Regions from separate parts of the Homo sapiens genome. Here region 2 is linked to region 1. Evidence: chromatin loops called from intact Hi-C (ENCODE). Cell type or tissue: sigmoid colon. All regions are shown on one strand. Each heading gives the region's core, and the rest is flanking DNA. Links, peaks and the distances in the headings are about the cores only.

Evidence for each region. Peaks named below come from ENCODE experiments on the same cell type or tissue, not always from the same donor. Only the 100,000 strongest peaks of a DNase experiment are listed, where the experiment ranks them.
Region 2: it touches region 1 in a loop (2.5-fold over the local background); 20 of 110 quality-filtered maps call a loop at or near these places.

The regions. Positions count from the first base shown.
Region 1 is chr13:33,199,822-33,208,160 of GRCh38, forward strand. The region is part of intron 1 of STARD13 (StAR related lipid transfer domain containing 13); the gene reads right to left. Among named protein-coding and RNA genes, the nearest start is that of STARD13-AS, 74 kb to the right of the region's middle. RefSeq lists enhancers at 23-92, 443-492 and a silencer at 2,844-2,933. In sigmoid colon, for the core only: no CTCF peak of the experiment used is centred there; DNase peaks (open chromatin) are centred at 5,000, 6,348 and 8,027; H3K4me3 peaks cover 4,504 bases; H3K27ac peaks cover 3,139 bases.
Region 2 is chr13:33,107,111-33,115,449 of GRCh38, forward strand. STARD13 (StAR related lipid transfer domain containing 13) reads right to left here. Exons shown (of 14, transcript NM_178006.4): 9 at 5,611-5,821; 10 at 4,668-4,782; 11 at 3,576-3,797; 12 at 2,763-2,980. Among named protein-coding and RNA genes, the nearest start is that of KL, 95 kb to the left of the region's middle. RefSeq lists enhancers at 2,470-2,529, 2,630-2,719. In sigmoid colon, for the core only: no CTCF peak of the experiment used is centred there; DNase peaks (open chromatin) are centred at 2,610, 3,901, 4,718, 5,774 and 1 weaker place; H3K27ac peaks cover 843 bases.

The DNA of each region.
Region 1 (8,339 bases), core at 217-8,216:
CTCCTCCTTAGGCATGTCTCGTAATGTATATATATGGCCAGTCATTGGCCGGGCCCAGTACCAATGGTCCAGGATGCAGTATAATAAGCACATGTGGGAAGAACAGCGGTTCTCAGGACACTGTTCTAAATCATTGTTTTCCTTTGGGGAGTAGAGAACCAATAATTCCAAGTAGCTTTTATGGCATAATCTTTGCTGAGGCAGTAGAGCATGTTTGAAATCTGGGCCCATGAGCAACAAATTCAGATAGGATCCTCTTGCCCTTTGCTGAGTGCAGAATAAACAGGTCTTTGGGGAGGCCCCACAGAGGCTGAAGGTAACCAAACACGCTGCCTTCTAGCCCTGTGGTCTGCTGACACAGCTCATGCCCTTCCCTGCCATCCCCTAAGGGTTCCTGGGGCTGGAAGATAGTGAAGCTTTCTTCAGCTAGCCGCTTGCTCTGTCATTCACATCTAGCTCCCCTAACCAGCCTGGCTCAGCTCAAGCTCAGGTAAATGACCTATTCGTCCCTGTGCCACCCACCATCTGTATGTGGAAGCCCTTGGCAAGGCAGGAGCTACCGTGCCAGCCCCTTGAAGTCTGCTTCAGTCTTCCAAAGCGTCACCAACAACGAGACCACTTCAAGGTACTCTCCGGTCATTAACACTTAAGTTCCCTGTAGTGAATTTCTCAGGACTCCACTTTCCCCTGCTCCTTCCACACCTAACCTGCTGCCACCGACATTGCATGTGTGCTTGGCTGTTGCCCTACTGGGGGACTTACCCATATATGTATTATTGTGTTTCTATTCACTTTGGAAGTTGGCACTCCTTCACCTTTTAAACAGTGAACTCTCTGAAGCAGAGGACTTGCACCCACTTACTCTGTTGTTGCACATGGAACACAACTGAACAGGACCATTTAGAAACATGCTTAAAGGGCCGGGCATGGTGGCTCACGCCTGTAATCCCAGCACTTTGGGAGGCCAAGGTGGGCAGATCACGAGGTCAGGAGATTGAGACCATCCTGGCTAACACGGTGAAACCCGTCTCTACTAAAAAAAAAAATACAAAAAATTAGCCGGGCATGGTGGCAGGCGCCTGTGGTCCCAGCTACTCGGGAGGCTGAGGCGGGAGAATGGCGTGAACCCAGGAGGCGGAGCTTGCAGTGAGCCGAGATTGTGCCACTGCACTCCAGCCTGGGTGACAGAGTGAGATTCTATCTCAAAAATAAAAAATAAAAATAAACAAATAAATAAACAAATAAAAATAAAAATAAAAAAATAAAAAATAAAAAATAGAAATATGCTTAAAGAAGCAATGTGCTTCTCTGCACTTTTGGGATGAGATGGAAATGTTCCTGCCCACTAGCAATCCTTAGCTCTGGCCCCTGTACCGAGAGCTTCAGCGGGTGGCATTATTAGTGGGGATGCACTTTAAGTATTATTCCAAGAATTGGAAACAGAAACCCTCCCACACTGAGCACAGATGTGGTGATGGATGATGTATCTCAGTGGCATGGCCCCATCAAATCCCGTGTTCAACTGACTACATGAACCTATTTTTGTCAGTGATTATTTCCGGTATTCCTGTGGTTTATCCCAATGTAACATGCAGAATCTACTATGATAACATGGCTTTACCTCTGCCAGTTATTCCATGTAAAAAGAGATTAAATGAGAGATTGCCAAAAAACTTCCACAATTTACATAGTTTTCTTCATAGTATTTGAACAAGTAGACTCAAATTTTCTTTTTACCTGTTTTAAACCTCAGCTCAAGAGCAAAGTTAAACCAGTTTGAATCTCCAGCTCTCCATGCAGTCAATTTTTAAATGAAAATGGTTGAGGCAGGCCTTCTAGGCCCCTTCTGATACTCAGATTATTGTTCTGTCAAAGAATTTTCAAATTCTGGCCTCAAAGGTTACCTTATTTTCAACATTTTCTAAATTTAAACAGAAGGGAGAGTAGTAAAATTGGAAGCATGGTAAGAAGTTGCTCAACTTGATTGTTCCAAGTATATCCTTGATTCTGTGTAAAGAACCTAAAAATGGAGGCCTTATGGTCAACATAATTAGTACATAATCTGTCAGGCAACCTTTGGATTCTTAAGAATTTTTATTTGATTATAAAAGTAATACTGGTCACTTATTTGCCATTTTTCATATTATTTATAAATAATATCATGCTGAACATCTTTGTTCAGAAAGCTTTGTCTACATTTTTATGAAACCATTTCGTTAGGATAGTTTCCTAGGAGAATTACTGGATCAGAGGATCTTGATAAATGCTGCCAAACTGCCTTTCAAAAAGATGGTCAGATTTTCTTTTTAAAACACAGCTAGTCACAGATATGCCAAGGCTCTCTCAGAATAGAGACAGATGGATGATAGTTTTAATGTTTAGTTACCTAACTATGATTAGTAGGATTCAGATAGGACTAGTAGGTTAATAGTTAATCTGCTGGTGATTAGATGTAGGGTTTTGCATTGTTGCAATCTCAGGTTCCCAGCTGACAACAGTCTATATGCTGTTATGCCATAAGGGACAATTTATTCCAGACACAAAAATGGGTACCAGGGTTCTGTCCCAGAAGGTGTGTAATGACAGGACCCCACAAAGAAGTGGTATGGAAAGACTGACTTTCTCATTCACTTGACAAACATTACTTGAACACCAACCAGACATAAGAAACTACAGCGAGCACCAGGGAGTCAAAGCAGCATGGTACCTGGCCTGTCTTTGCGGAGCCTAGGGAGGAAGGAAGATGTGTAAATAAAGAATGAAGTAGAATAAGATAAAACCTTGATTAGAAGTTTGGAACCATGAATGAAGAAGGCTCTAGCTCTGTGAAAGAATGGTGGTGGAGAAGGTTTCAAAGGCAAGTGATGCTTAAGGTAGCTTTGGAGGAGGAGGAGGATGTTGGCAAGTGGTAGAGAAAACATTTAGCAGAGCACAGGGACAGAACTGGGCAGAGCGTGGAGGTGTGAAAACATGGAGTGTAATAGTGAAGTCATCTGGTGGGTGGGGCAGGAGGGACACGGGTGGCAAAATTCGCTCACTTCCTCTTTCTGAGAGGGACCTCTGGGGGCTCCAAAGAAACCTTTGAGATCAAAAAAGAGCTAAGAGAAGCCTTTGAATGACGGGCAGAATTTATTAAGAAAGGGAAGAAAGGAATATTCCAGCAGCAAAGAAGTTGTCGAAGTTCAATTAGTGACTTTAAATGGCCTGAAAGTTTTCAAAGCATTTTCATGCACATTATGTCATATGGGCCTCCCAACCACCTCGTGCTACAGTAAGGCACACATTCTGATTCCCACAATGCAGCGGAAGAGCACAGTTGAATGGCGTGGCTCCCAAGGCTGCCATATTTCGAGATTCTAGGGGCCACCACACACCTGTGTTCACAGAACAGGGTGCGTGGTGATTCTCTGTACTGGCAGGTCTGGCTTCTGATGTCCTTTGCAGTACACTAAGCTGTGATCATGTTCATCATGTAAAATGAAAAGGATTTAAAATGAAAACACAGTAATCACTCCTATCTTTTCATATCTTATATGCTGCTATGCTATCAGTTTTACTGGATTATTTTGAAAGATGAAGTGGATGTGTGTGGGTATATGCATATATGAAGATTAGCATATATTTATTTGTATGGTATATCTATGTATCTATAAAATGTGAGAAAATATTAGGTACCTTAATCTGCACTATTATCCATTTTTTTTTACATTAGGAAGTTTAAAAATTACATATATTCAACCATACTAAATCAAAGCAGCATCACACCAATTTTAGCCCTATTTTTTAAAGTTCAACCTGTTTGAGGAAATGACTAGTCTTACACAATGCTGAGAATCTTGATGAGAAAATCAAATAGTTATTCTACAAAGAGAAAAAAAATAGATGCAAATACCTTCAAGAGCAGCCTCCTATAAACAAAAGTATTACTACATAAGATTATAGAATTTTGTTTTTAATTTTGTTTTAACTTTAAAGGCTAAAGTTTTTAGCTTTTTCAGTGTAATGCAGAAGTTCTGTCTAAGAGAGTGGAGGCAATTTCATTAATGGCATACGTACCAAAAGCTAATAGCACAAGATGCATTATAAATGTCTTACTGACATTTGAAATATCTCTGGGAGACAAAAATGGCTATAATTATTCATTATATTTGTAAGCAGTGAATTAGATTCATCAAAAGGTTAATCATCTTCCTCAAGGTCACAAAATTAGGCAGCATAAAGGTAGTATCTGAAATCCAAGGCTTCTGACTGTTACCTCGGTCCTTGAAATCAATTAAAATCGTCTCCATAAGGTCTGACGTGGGTACTGTCAGAAGCTGGCAAAATTCTTTTACACATTAGAAAAACAGGTGCGGATGCTACCTTGTCACATGTCAGCATGTGTCAGCACATGTGAGTTTAGCTCATGCAGAACATACTGGTTGGCATAGATGATTCCTTCACATGCAGATATGAATCTACACAACAACAGTATGTTCCAGTATTTCACAAAGAGTATCAGACGCACATCTCTCAATGACTACATAGGTTGCACAGAGTGTACAAAGAACTCTGTCTACTGATATTTCCTTCCTCTCATTTTTCACATTTAGACTGTAGGAAACAGGCTAAGCTAATGAAAAGACAGTACGACAAAATCTTCAACTTTCAGTTTCTGATTTCCCCAATAAGAAAAGACATAAATGTGTCATTTCTTATGAGACGCGTGGAAAGAACCCCGTAGAAACCATATGGTTGTCAGTAACGGCATAATCTCATTCAAAGGTGCTAAGAACACTAATGAGACCAGGATGTCAGGAAAAGCAGAAATAGATCAATATTTCTCTCCCATTTATAGTTGTCCTCACCATCAGTCTCTGCACCAGCTCTATGTAAATGAAATCAATCAGCAAGGATTTCTGCAAAACGCATAAAACAGTTCTCCTCTCAGCTCTACCGGAAGATAAATGATTCCAGACGTTGGCCTGTGGCCATTTTCCCACACATGCTCCAGAGCTCTGACATCCATATTGGGCCATAACACTGAGTGGTTTCTACTTTGGCGAGTTTACAGCCAGCGCTTCCACTTCTGGTTTGGACTAGACAGCCTGCTAATGCAGATGCAAAATAAGTCCCTTTCCGCCTGTGTAAATTGTAAAAGAATTGACTTTTTCCAATAAAGGACCTCCTGTGAGCCCCCTGAAAACTTTCTGCTATCGCTCATAGAATCTTATCATTCTCAATCACTGCTTTAGATCCCCTTGGAATTAGACGAATCCTGGCCTAATAAAACATGCGACATATGACATCGAACGCAAACCACTTAGATGTAACATACAATTACCAACAGCCCAAGTCCAACTTTGAAAACGAAGCCGTTGAAAAATGTATTAAACATAAATAGCAGGATTGTTTCATATGGTAGCTTATGTTCTGAAAGAGGGTAACAGACTTTCTGAGAAAGATAAACTACAGAAGATCCAGAAGCAGCTTCCTTTAAAAATGATGTCAACACCAATAACATTATTTGGAAGGCTCGTAGGAAGTCCAGGTCATATTCATAGCTATTTAAGTAACGTAGCCCATGGAATTAAGCATGCTAATACAAAGCATTTACTGCCAACCTCGTCAATCTGAAAGGTGGGTCGCTTTCTTAATAAACTGCCTTTGAGGAAAGATACAAATAATTTTGCCCATTGTTATAAATAGAGAGAGAAGGAAGGAAGGAAGGAAGGCCTTATCTATATCTGTAGTCTGAGATAAAACAATTCTCTCTGAGATTAAATAAAAGTAAAATAAATCTAACTGTAACTTGCAAATGTTTCTAGAGTGAGTAGCCAAAATGACAGTCACTGCTTTTTAATTTTAAATCAAGTTCTTGTTAAGAGAATGTTGTAAATATCAAGTCCACTACAAAGAAAACTTTTTATATCAATGACAAAACTCACAATCTACATAGGAAGTAACTGTTGTCTTTCCCACCACCACGACCTCTTTTTCTATGGAACACAAACTTACTTTGTTTAAAATTGTCCTTAGGCTGTGCTGTACCTTTCAAACAAAACCCCTCTCTTCTTCAATTCATTTTCAGCTTTCTTGAAAACTGCTCCTCAGAAACTGACAGATGGTGCATCTGTCACCGAGTGTTTTCTCTTCGTTATCTCTGCCAGCTAATATTTCCTCTGTGCTTGGCTGTTGTCTGTGAGACTGGTCCACATCATTCTAGCCTGATCAATGGTGTGCCTGGTTTGAGGTTGGTTTTGGCCCCGCCTCCAGCTCTAAGAGAAAAAAACGAAAACTCACAGCTGGATTTCCTATAAATCCTCTTTTTAAAACTGGCTCTGCCGCTCTGGCACATACCAGAGGAAACGCTGCCAGTCTATCACAAACCAAGGGGGGTGCTCCTTCTCCTAGGCACCCCCACCGCTAGTGTCAGGTGCCTTCCTTATATAACACATCCCATTTTAAGTTAGCCTAAAACTTCACAGGAAGGGAAGAAGTGTTTTAAACCAAGCTTAGGTTTTTCCATGCCTAATAAGACTCGAAAGAAGATGCCCATGACTGAAACACACACACACACACACACACACACACACCCATAAATAATTTTTAATCTGTTAATACTGTGCAAACCAATTCCAAGGAGAAAACAGAAAAGGAGAAAATGCCAAAATAGGATATAACAAAATCAGTGCACATTTAATTGTGTATCCTTAAAAAACTCAGGTCATCCTTCACATTCTGATGACATTACACCCTCAGTTGGCAACAGGATTTGCTTGTATTTACACTGCCAATGAACTTGGTGAATCAGGAGAATGCATGGGATGCATTTCAGGTTCCAGATGAGAGGCAGTTGCTTCTCTGGGTTAACCACTACCAAGTGGGGTTGAACAGGTGACTGTGGAACAATCAGTCTGCTCTGTAAGTGAGCATGACAAACAATGCATTGTAGACTTTCGTATACTGCATGCTCGATGGTAATCTCACCTTATCAGTGAGTGGAGGCCACACGTTTACCATGAATAGAAAAAGTGAGTGTTCCTAAACTAAGGCTATATGTTGGAATACTGTACTAGGATTCACAGTCACAGGATCTGGATTCGAGTCTCAGTTTTATTTCTCGGCAGTGTCCTCGAACATGAAAGGCACAGAGTATGCTCTGGAGACCTCACAGATGACAGCAGATCAAATGAAGATGATAAAGAACTTTGTTGTTATTATGCAACATTCGTATTGTTATTTTCAACAACAGAGAGAATATTAAATAAATATACATGTTTAATCTGGCAGAGGATGATACCAAACTACCACTGCCTGTGATAAGGAGAGCTAAAGATGAAAGGATTCCGGGAGTAAGGTGCAGAGTATACAGTGCATGCTGAGGATAACAGCCACTCAGATTTTAAATGTTTGAACTCCACAGTGAGGGAGAATACGAAGTAAGCATAGGGCAGAGTGGGGCTGAATAGCAAAAGTTTGATACCTTAGTTCTCCTTCCACTCTCACTCAATAGAACCCTAGAACTGGCATCTGCCATTAGTCAGTGAGCTCCTTAAAGGCAAGAAAAACACAACTGGAGTCTGTCAAATAAGAGAATGAATGAGACTTTGAACTAGATAAGAGGTACTCACTCTAAGAGAGGGAGTATAGAGTATTGTGAGAAGCCTGAGTTTGAAGTTGTAAAATCAGATACTTCAAGGTTGAGAGTGCCTGTGTGTCTCAACCTTGTAGGGATTTGTAGAGAGAGAGGCTTTCTGAGTAACTGAAAAGTAACACGAGAGATTTTGTTCAGGGTCCCCTGATTTCGTCCAGCTTTCTACACTCACCCCTCAACTCCACCCCTTTCCCACTTCCTCCATGAGAACGTCATTCTGTGACAATGAACTTGAGTCAAGAACCAGGATGTCTGTAAACATCCCTTTAATGAAAGCACATGGATTGTTGGGTCAATTCTTCCCATATGGTGTTGCAAGTCTTTGCTTGCTGTAGCTGGCCAGAAGTCAGCTTTTTAATCCAGCAGGCCCTGCTCGATGCAGGCTGTGTGACAGGCATCTGTGACCCTGCCCCGCCCACAAAAGGCAGATTATAGGGGCTGCTCCTGCTCCTACCCTGCCTGGCACCTCACTGCCAATGAGCTTCTGTGCTCTTGACTAAATATATTGGGAAATTCCCTACTTCCATAATAGTTTCATGTGTGTGATCTCTTCTCCCCAAGCTAAAGGATTATGCCAATTTTGGGTAAGAGAATTTGTCAACTGCGAAGATCTTATCTAATAAATCCTTTTAAAAAACCTCCTAAAATGTGCAAGACATTCCGTGCTAGCCACTTCAGAGGATGTGTGCTGCCAGCTCTCTCT
Region 2 (8,339 bases), core at 299-8,298, 93 kb before region 1:
ATTTCAAAGCAAGGATCTCAGCTCTGGGACTGTGAGGCCAGAAATGGTCTTGCAGCTTTCAGATCTGCATCTGGAATCCCCAGCTCTGCTTAGCTGCAGAGGCTCCTGCCCATTCTCGAAGAGGTGGTTTTACAGTTTATTATTAGAACTCACTCATTCGATTCATTCAGCAGACATCAATTAAGCAGATAGACATGCCAGTCTCTGAGAAGCCACCAAGGACATAAAGATATACACAGCCCAGGAGGAAAAATACTGACACTCTAAACAGAATTCTAAAAGCACTGAGGTAAATGCACTGGTAAGATTATGCACAGAGGGCTCTGGGATCACATAGAGGGGGCTGCGGGAGGAATATGGAGAAGGCTTCCTGGAGGAGGGCATGCTCAAAGAGAAGTGAACTGGTACGCTTAGCTTGAAGGAAAAGAAACATATGTGGGCCTGCTTATTGTCTTCACATACTTGAGTGGCTCTTGAGTGGGAGAAGAAATGAATATGGTTGATTTGACTCCAGAAGGCAGAGATAGGAAAGTACATTTCTGTGCAGGAGAGAAGCACTGTCTAACAATGTGCACTGTTCAGAAATGAAATGTGCTGCCCTGGGAGGCAGTGAGCTCCCTGTTCCTAGAGCTATTCAAGCAGAGGTGGCTACCCCTTGAAAAAAGGTTGTGGATGGGAGTCAGGAGCTATGAGAACATCTCTGTAACAACCTCTAACTTCCCTTTCTACCCCAGGGATCTATCATAATAGATTGCATTATTAGAATTCCCATGATTTACTCCACAAATTCTATTCCCTTACTAAGTCATGTCCTCCATGATTTCACCCTGTCCTCCTACACCAGGAAGAGAAATGGTGATATGTGCTTGACAAGAACTTGGGAATAACCAAGCCCCACACAAATGCTCAGCGACTTCCATGCTGTGACTACTCTTTTCATGAACGAAGATGTGATAAATCGTGACGACTGAAAGTTGTAGAGATTTGTTGGGATAAATGGGAGAATCTCCAGCAACTCTCAGCGGAAGCTCCCGAGGAGCTAGCAATGGGTGTGACATGAGAGACAAATGCAGCAATCCTGAAAGGTGACCAGCCTCATACATGCTAGCCTAGACTGTAAGATGCTCTGAAGACAGGAGGCATCTCAGCCCCGTGCCTCCTCACCACACTCATCACTTTCCACCTCCTTGTATCCTACACATAAGGAATTCCTGTTGTTGGGAACCAGATCTGGTTCATTGTTAGCCCGTGGAGGGCTGCACCTCTTCTCCTTCAGGGCCACATGGTCCACTCCACTTCTTCAAGTCTTGGATCAAAATCAGTGCAGCAAGACCCCGCCCTGACCATTCTATTTAAAATTCCATCCCTTACTATCTCCCTATCTTATTCCTCCCAGGATAAGTAAGCCCATCTCCCTTTCTTATTTTTTATGGACTTTCCCCAGTGAAATACAAACCCCAAGAGAGCAGGAGAGGGGTTTGCTGCATTCCCTTGGCATACCCAGAGCCTATTGCAGTGCCTGGCACGTGGTCGTGATGGAACGAAGCACTGATAAATAGCAGGCTGGTGGGGTTGCCGGATGGATGGAAGGAGGGAGGTTCTACACACAGACTCAGGCCCTCAGCCTCCTCTGGAGGGAGGGAGGAGGCACGCTATGGCATGGCCCCATTCCTATGGCAGCCATCCTGCAACAGCTATTCAACTTTCCACTTGTGGAGTGAAAGCATGAAGTTTAATTCCACCAGATGACTAATGTCCTAATAACTTTGGTAATATGCCACCCTTATAAACTGCCTGCATTCTCCAGCAGGATCCCAAGGAAGCAGAGATAAATACATATATTTAGGGAAAATTGACCTTTAAAAGTCAAGGTTCCATGGGCCAATTCCCAAGTCATAAAGAGCTCATGTGAAAAGTAACCTTTAGTTTGCCATCAAAACTGGTTTCATAAAGAAAGCGTTTTAAATATACATTTGGGAGTTTCACAATAGGTTCCTTTTACACTGCTGATCTGTGACATGAGACAAGGCTTGCCAAGATTTTCAATAAAAAAGGATATATTGATCTAATTACCTTCTATTCAGGTTCTTTAGCACCCTCAATTTCTGTTCTGGCTGATGCAACACTGCATCTCTACTGTGCAAACTTTCTATCATTGGTTGAGCATCCCCTTCCAAACCCCAAGAACAGGGGTCTGGAACTCAACCCTTACATCAATCAGAAGAAATATTTCCTTGGCAGACACAGAATCAACAAGATTTTCTGGACCTCCAGGGCAGTGCCAAGGTTTCTGAGCATAGTAATAGCTATGAGCATCTGAAGTTATACAGATGAGTTCTGAAGTCAAACCTACTCCAGTCTTGAGAGTTACACACACTTTCCCAGGGGAGAAAAACAAAATCAGAAGAAAAGCCAGTCAGATCCATTTGCATAATTTGGCAGAAAGTGCAACCGGACAAACAGCAGCTTTTCTGGGCCGTCTGCTCTGAGGAAATGAATAATATTTATGGCCTAATAAACTGTGTGCTCCACAAGGAGAGGGGCAATCAGAGAGCCCAGGCAGAGCTGTAGGCTGGGTGAAAAGACACAGGAAGTCGGGCATCGACACAGAAAACTCAGATGTCACTGAGGGAAACAAGAGCCGGCTTAGTGTTCCCCGTGGAGGCTGGACTTTGGTGGGAGACACCAGGAGAAGTGCTCACATCTACAGTTCGCGTCCTGCCTTTGGAACAGAACATCATAAACCCTAGAGTCAGGCTCACCTGAGAACCACAAAGTCTCTGGAAGGATGGGGAGCCATGCTGTTCAGCACATACTGGTAGATCTCTGTTTGCCTGTCTAGAGTTTCCACAACCTTCCACTGCACAAAGTCCTCGTCCCACAGGTGGCGCTCTCTCAGCACGCGGTTCAGGACCACTGAGGGGGGTGCTTCCACCTCCACAGAAGCCTTCCACAGCTTCAGCGGGTTCCCGTCGCCCACCTTGGGAAAGACAACGTCAGAAGCTGAAGAGGTTGTCTGGGATATGGGTCCAACATTTTTTGTTTGGGCTTTTAGTTTTGCTATCATACCTTGCTGGGTGTTCAAAAACCATCACTGATTATGTAAATTGAGAGTGATACTACATACCTCAGCTGTAACATTTTAGTCCTTAAGCTTAAAAGAATAATAATGATGATAAAAATAATAATCACCAACACACCTAGTGGTTACTGTGTGCCAGGAACTATTCTAAGCCATTTGGTTTGTAAATTAGCCTTCCTCCGACAGTGGTACTCTTACAATGTCCATTTTGCAAATGGGAAAACTGAGGCACAGAGAGGTGTGTGACTTGCCCAACATCACACAGCTACGGGGGAGAGACAGGACCGGGATCCAGCTGTCCGGCTCCATAGTTTACTCTCTGATTATAGGCAACAGATCTCTGGACTGAGTTCTTTGAATGGTTCATGTGCCTTAACTGTCCGCGTGTGTGCCAAGCCCTGTGGACACAGCAGCTGTTTTCAATGCAAAAACAAATGTCTGATTGTTAGCTGTGGCTTTCTGGGGGTGATCTTTTTCCATCCTCTGAGATTACCTTTTTGAAAGCAAGATCTGTATTGTCCGTGCTGGAGCACGTGACCCATCCTTTGAACTTCTCCTTGGCTTCTTTCTGGAGGCCCTGGATGAGATGGTTCAGGTAAGTGTGGAAAGTTGCCCCACTCTCCTCCAGCTGTGTCCCCAATTCTTCCAGGGTTGGCACGTGGATCTCAGCCTCCACATACGAGTTACGAGACTGGGCCACCAACTCGTGTGGAACCTAGACCAACGGATGCATGAAAGGGCAACACACTGAGCCAAAGAAACGCCGAGACTCAAAGAAAGCAAAGCCATTTCACCCACAACCCGGCTCTGAGCCACGGGCCGAGGGCCACACGGCCAGAGATGTTTTTCTAAGATCATTGCCAAGGCCGGGAGGGGCCTTCCTAAAGTCAGGAAATACAAACATGTTTCTGAGGCTGTATTTATTATTCAAAACATTGCAATGACTTCCCCTTTATTATTTTCACTTCCCTTTTATTTTACCTTTACTGTCTTTTTATTCAGTTTGGCAAAATATGGGCTCAGACAACTTTACCCACTATGAATAAGACTTAAAACAGACAGACTTGTGAAGGGAAACATCAAACATGACTTGGGAATAGCTTTACTTTTTTAGCACACTTTTCCCATTGACAAATGCCAATTCTATCACAAAAGTATGCCACAAGTCTGGTTCACTTACTTCTTTTACATATCTGTGGCTGTATTCATAAGCTGTCATTGGTTCTTAGCAACAAAGATTCCTCAGTATCATACACACACTCACACAGATGTTTAACCTAATCAAGCTCCAAGGTAAAATCAAATAGAACATAATTGGCTGACTGGCCTTGAACCTGATAATGGCAGGTGATGCACTGTTTGCATAAAAACCATCAGTATGGTAATCCCAAGTGTCTTTATCAAAGCCTCAATTGTATAGCTAGCTCCTCAGCTTTCTTGGAAGCAAACACCAGAGCTATAACATATACTATTGTCATAAAATCAGGAACAAACAGATAGAAACCATAAATGTAGCAACAATCCCAAGCGTCTTATCTAGTTCCAAGAGCTACTAGGGAGGCGGAGGTTCGAGCCTTTTGCTCACCTCAAAAAGTCTGTCGCATTCCATGATCATGTGCGCTAGCCCCTGAGCTGCTGCCAGATTCTCGTTGAGGTCCTTTTGATCTGGCTTCCCAGTGGCATATTTCTTCTGTATGACTCTGTAATTGAACGTGAGTGTGCTAAGCAGATCCCACACCAACGAGCTTGTCACAATACCAAACTCATCCCTTTTGTTTTCTGTTTATACCCAGATGCTATCCAGATCCCAGGCTTTTGCGTTTCCAAATAAAAACAATGATCACATATCTTAGATATCTGAATCAGGCTAACAGTCTGACAGTTCACAAGGAAAAATCTTGGAAAACTAAAGGGCAGGAAGAACAGCAGGGGACAAAATTAATCTGTTTTTCCAAAGTTTGAAACCCCTTAACTGCAAGCTCCTGTGCTTTGGTCTTAAATATAGCCTTTTAAAAATTGTAAAATACTACTTTGTGTATGTTTTCCTCCTCACTCACACAGACAACATAAAACTCAAGCTTTCTGGATCACAGCTGGCATTCTTCAATGCTAGCTCAATAATTCTATGAATCTGAGCCCCGTGAATTAGGGTGTCTCACAAGATTTTCTGATTATGAAAAGAGTGTTGACAAATCCTGAAGTTGAAATGTAGCATGAGACACATTTTATCTATCTATAATCTATTATCTATCTCTATTATCTACCTATCAATCATCTATTTATCTCTCTTTATCATCTACCATCTATTTATCATCTATCTATTTAGCTGTCATCTATCATCTATGTATCAACTATCTATCAATCTATCATCTACCTATCGTTGATCTATCTACCTACCTATCTATCTATAATCTGTCTACCAATATATCCATTCGTATCTATCTATCCATCCATCCATCCATCCAGTCTTATGAACTGTGGGAATGCCTGCTTTGGGATTACTGTTGTTACTGAGAAAAAAAACCCACCGTGGAGAGCTTTCTTTCTTCAATAAATTAAGATGAAAGAGGGAGGGGGCCAGACACACTGCCAGGTTCATGGGCGTCATCTGATTCTCTTCCACCAAGTTGACGACGTCGTTCAGGAAACACAAGAGCGTCTGCAGGACCTCCCTGTTCTCATCGGCCAGTAGCAGGATGGCAGCCTGCACGGCCTGCAGCCGCTGCTCTTTGGAGACATCTGAGGAAAAGTGGATGCCAGGTCATTGGAGGAGCAGACATAGAAAGAGCCAGCTGGGAAGCACTGTGTAAGCTCCACATTCCTCGTGTGAACACGCACCCAGAGTCATCATCAACAAAAACAACCAGAACAGCAGGAAAGGCACAAAGAAGTCAGTAATTGCTGAGGCCTCGCAGCTCATGGGAGGCAGAGCTGAGTCCCAACCCTTGCAATTGAACTTTGGATCCCACGCTCTCGATGGCCAAGCAGGGTTTAGAAAGGGGCACCACCATCCTGGTTTTCTGTATTCTGAGCAATCAACCCACTCACCTGCTTTCAGAAGGCTTCTGGGTGAAGTTGGTGATTAGGACTCTGTCAACCTGGCATCCCTCTTGCCCATCCTCCCTGACAGACAGCTTGGGAAGCCACTCTCAGGATGCCCAAGGCTCCGTGGGACATGGTTTGAAAACCACTGGGTTAGGGAACAGTAGCCTCGCCTTGCGTTTCTCCACCCCTGCCAGCCAGGCCATGATGCCAGTGCTGCACAATTCACCGGGAGTGGTGTTGAGCTGGTGGGACCTCTGACCTCATTCCTAGAGGGCCAGCTTCTCGAGGGGAAGCCTGTACATCTTCCTTTTTCCTACAAATCTCCCAGGACTTGCTTTGCAGGATGCCTGCTATTGACTTCATGTGGAGACCCAGCGTCACCTGTTCCATAATCTTGGGGTTTATGGAAATGGAGGCTGTGCTTGGAGAAGAAGAACCAGGCAGCCTAAGGTTATGGGGGATGTCTGGCCCTTCTCAGTGCCATTACCCTTGAGGGTGGTCCTTGTGGTAGTGGGTACTGGTTATGCAGGCTTACCAGGGAATTGGTTCCAACAATATGAGGGGAACTAAATGGAAATCACACCAAATGAGTGATAGGTGCTGCCTTTTGCTGCTCCCACCTGTGGCTGTGTTTATTTCATGATCACTTTAGTCCTCTCACTGCGAAAGACACCGTCAGGAGCTTGCTTCTGTCAACACTGTTGTCTTTCTTAAAGTGCCATGTTCTGGAGCAGGGGCCTCCACACGAGGGTGTCTGAATTCTCAAGGGGTGGGGAGGTGTGCTCCTGACAGTCTCTTGAGGTGTGAGAAGAAATCATTAGCACTCCCACGTGTGTTTATCTTTTCTCTTACCCATTAAAAATACTGATTGGGTGTGCTTTATAATGTGCATAGTACATTAGAGTACATCCAGTATATTTATATTACTAAACATAAATACACATTCAGATATTTGCTACTGGCAGGAGTGCATGATAAAAACAAACTCAGAGCTGGCTGTTCCAGAAGGGCTGAGGTGTGACCTTCTGAGGGGGTCCTGGCTGGCCCCAGGCTTTGTGGTCCTGGGGGGCTATCGATGCTGGATTCGCCTGCAGTCTCATGCAGGAGGCATGACGTCACATGCCAGGGCTGACCACACTATGGCCCTGATTAGCAAATCCAAGTTCCTAGAAAAGCCTGAGCATGCCTTCAGTGGTCTGAAACCCGTCTCCACTCCCACCATGTCCATTGTGTACTGGCACAAGATATACCTGGGGTTTACAGAGAAGAGCCGTTTTGTTAAAATTAGAGTGAACCCATTTTCTTACTCTCGCTTAGGGTGGAGGAGAAACAGATGGTACTAATGATCTGAAGCTTGTGAGAGGTGTAACAAGTTTTGCTTGAGCTGCAGAATTGTTTTAAATATGCTGCTCTAGGTAAGGTGTCCAGTGTGTATACATTGTTTAACTTTAGATTACTAAGCTTCTTTTCCATGCCAACATTTTTTCCCAGCCATCATTTTTGAAGAGTCGCCTGTCATCTCTATATGTTGTCTCAGTTCCCTTTCTATCCGCTTGTTCTTTTATCCATCAGAAAATACTTCCTGTCCATTATTATTATTATTATTTACTAAAAACGCTTCAAATACCTAAATTCAGCATTTGTTTTGGATCCTATGCTCTTTTAGCTTTCTGTTACATACCATGCTGCTGCGGGTCCTGCCCCTTTCCTGGCTCTAAGGGGATGATTCTAGGTCTGAATTTCTAAGTGTGGATAATTTGCAATCATATGGGGGATCCTGGCACCTCAAATTCAGATTCCTGTGGATTCTGAACCCTTCTCCCCTCCAATTTCCACATTCTTTCAATCATCAGGCCTTAAAGCCTTATGGTTGTCTTTGACTCTTCTATCCTTCTCCCTCCTCCAGATGGGTAGGACTCAAATATTTTCATTACCCATCCAACACTCCAATTTAGTTCATCATTTGACAAAAATCCAAGAAGTGGCATAGCTGAAAACAGAACTTCTCTGGAGAAATGGAGGAGGAACCGTTCCTCTCTGCCACAGTAGCAGTTTGGAAACTTTGACTCTAGGGTCTATGCATGGAATATCTTCTCTCCAGTCTCACTGCTGGAAGTCCCTGCAGGTAATTTGGAACCTTGATTAGTATGCTGACTCCCTGAGTCTCCATGCTCGTCCAGTTCGGTGCCTCTTGTGCACCACTTCCAGATTC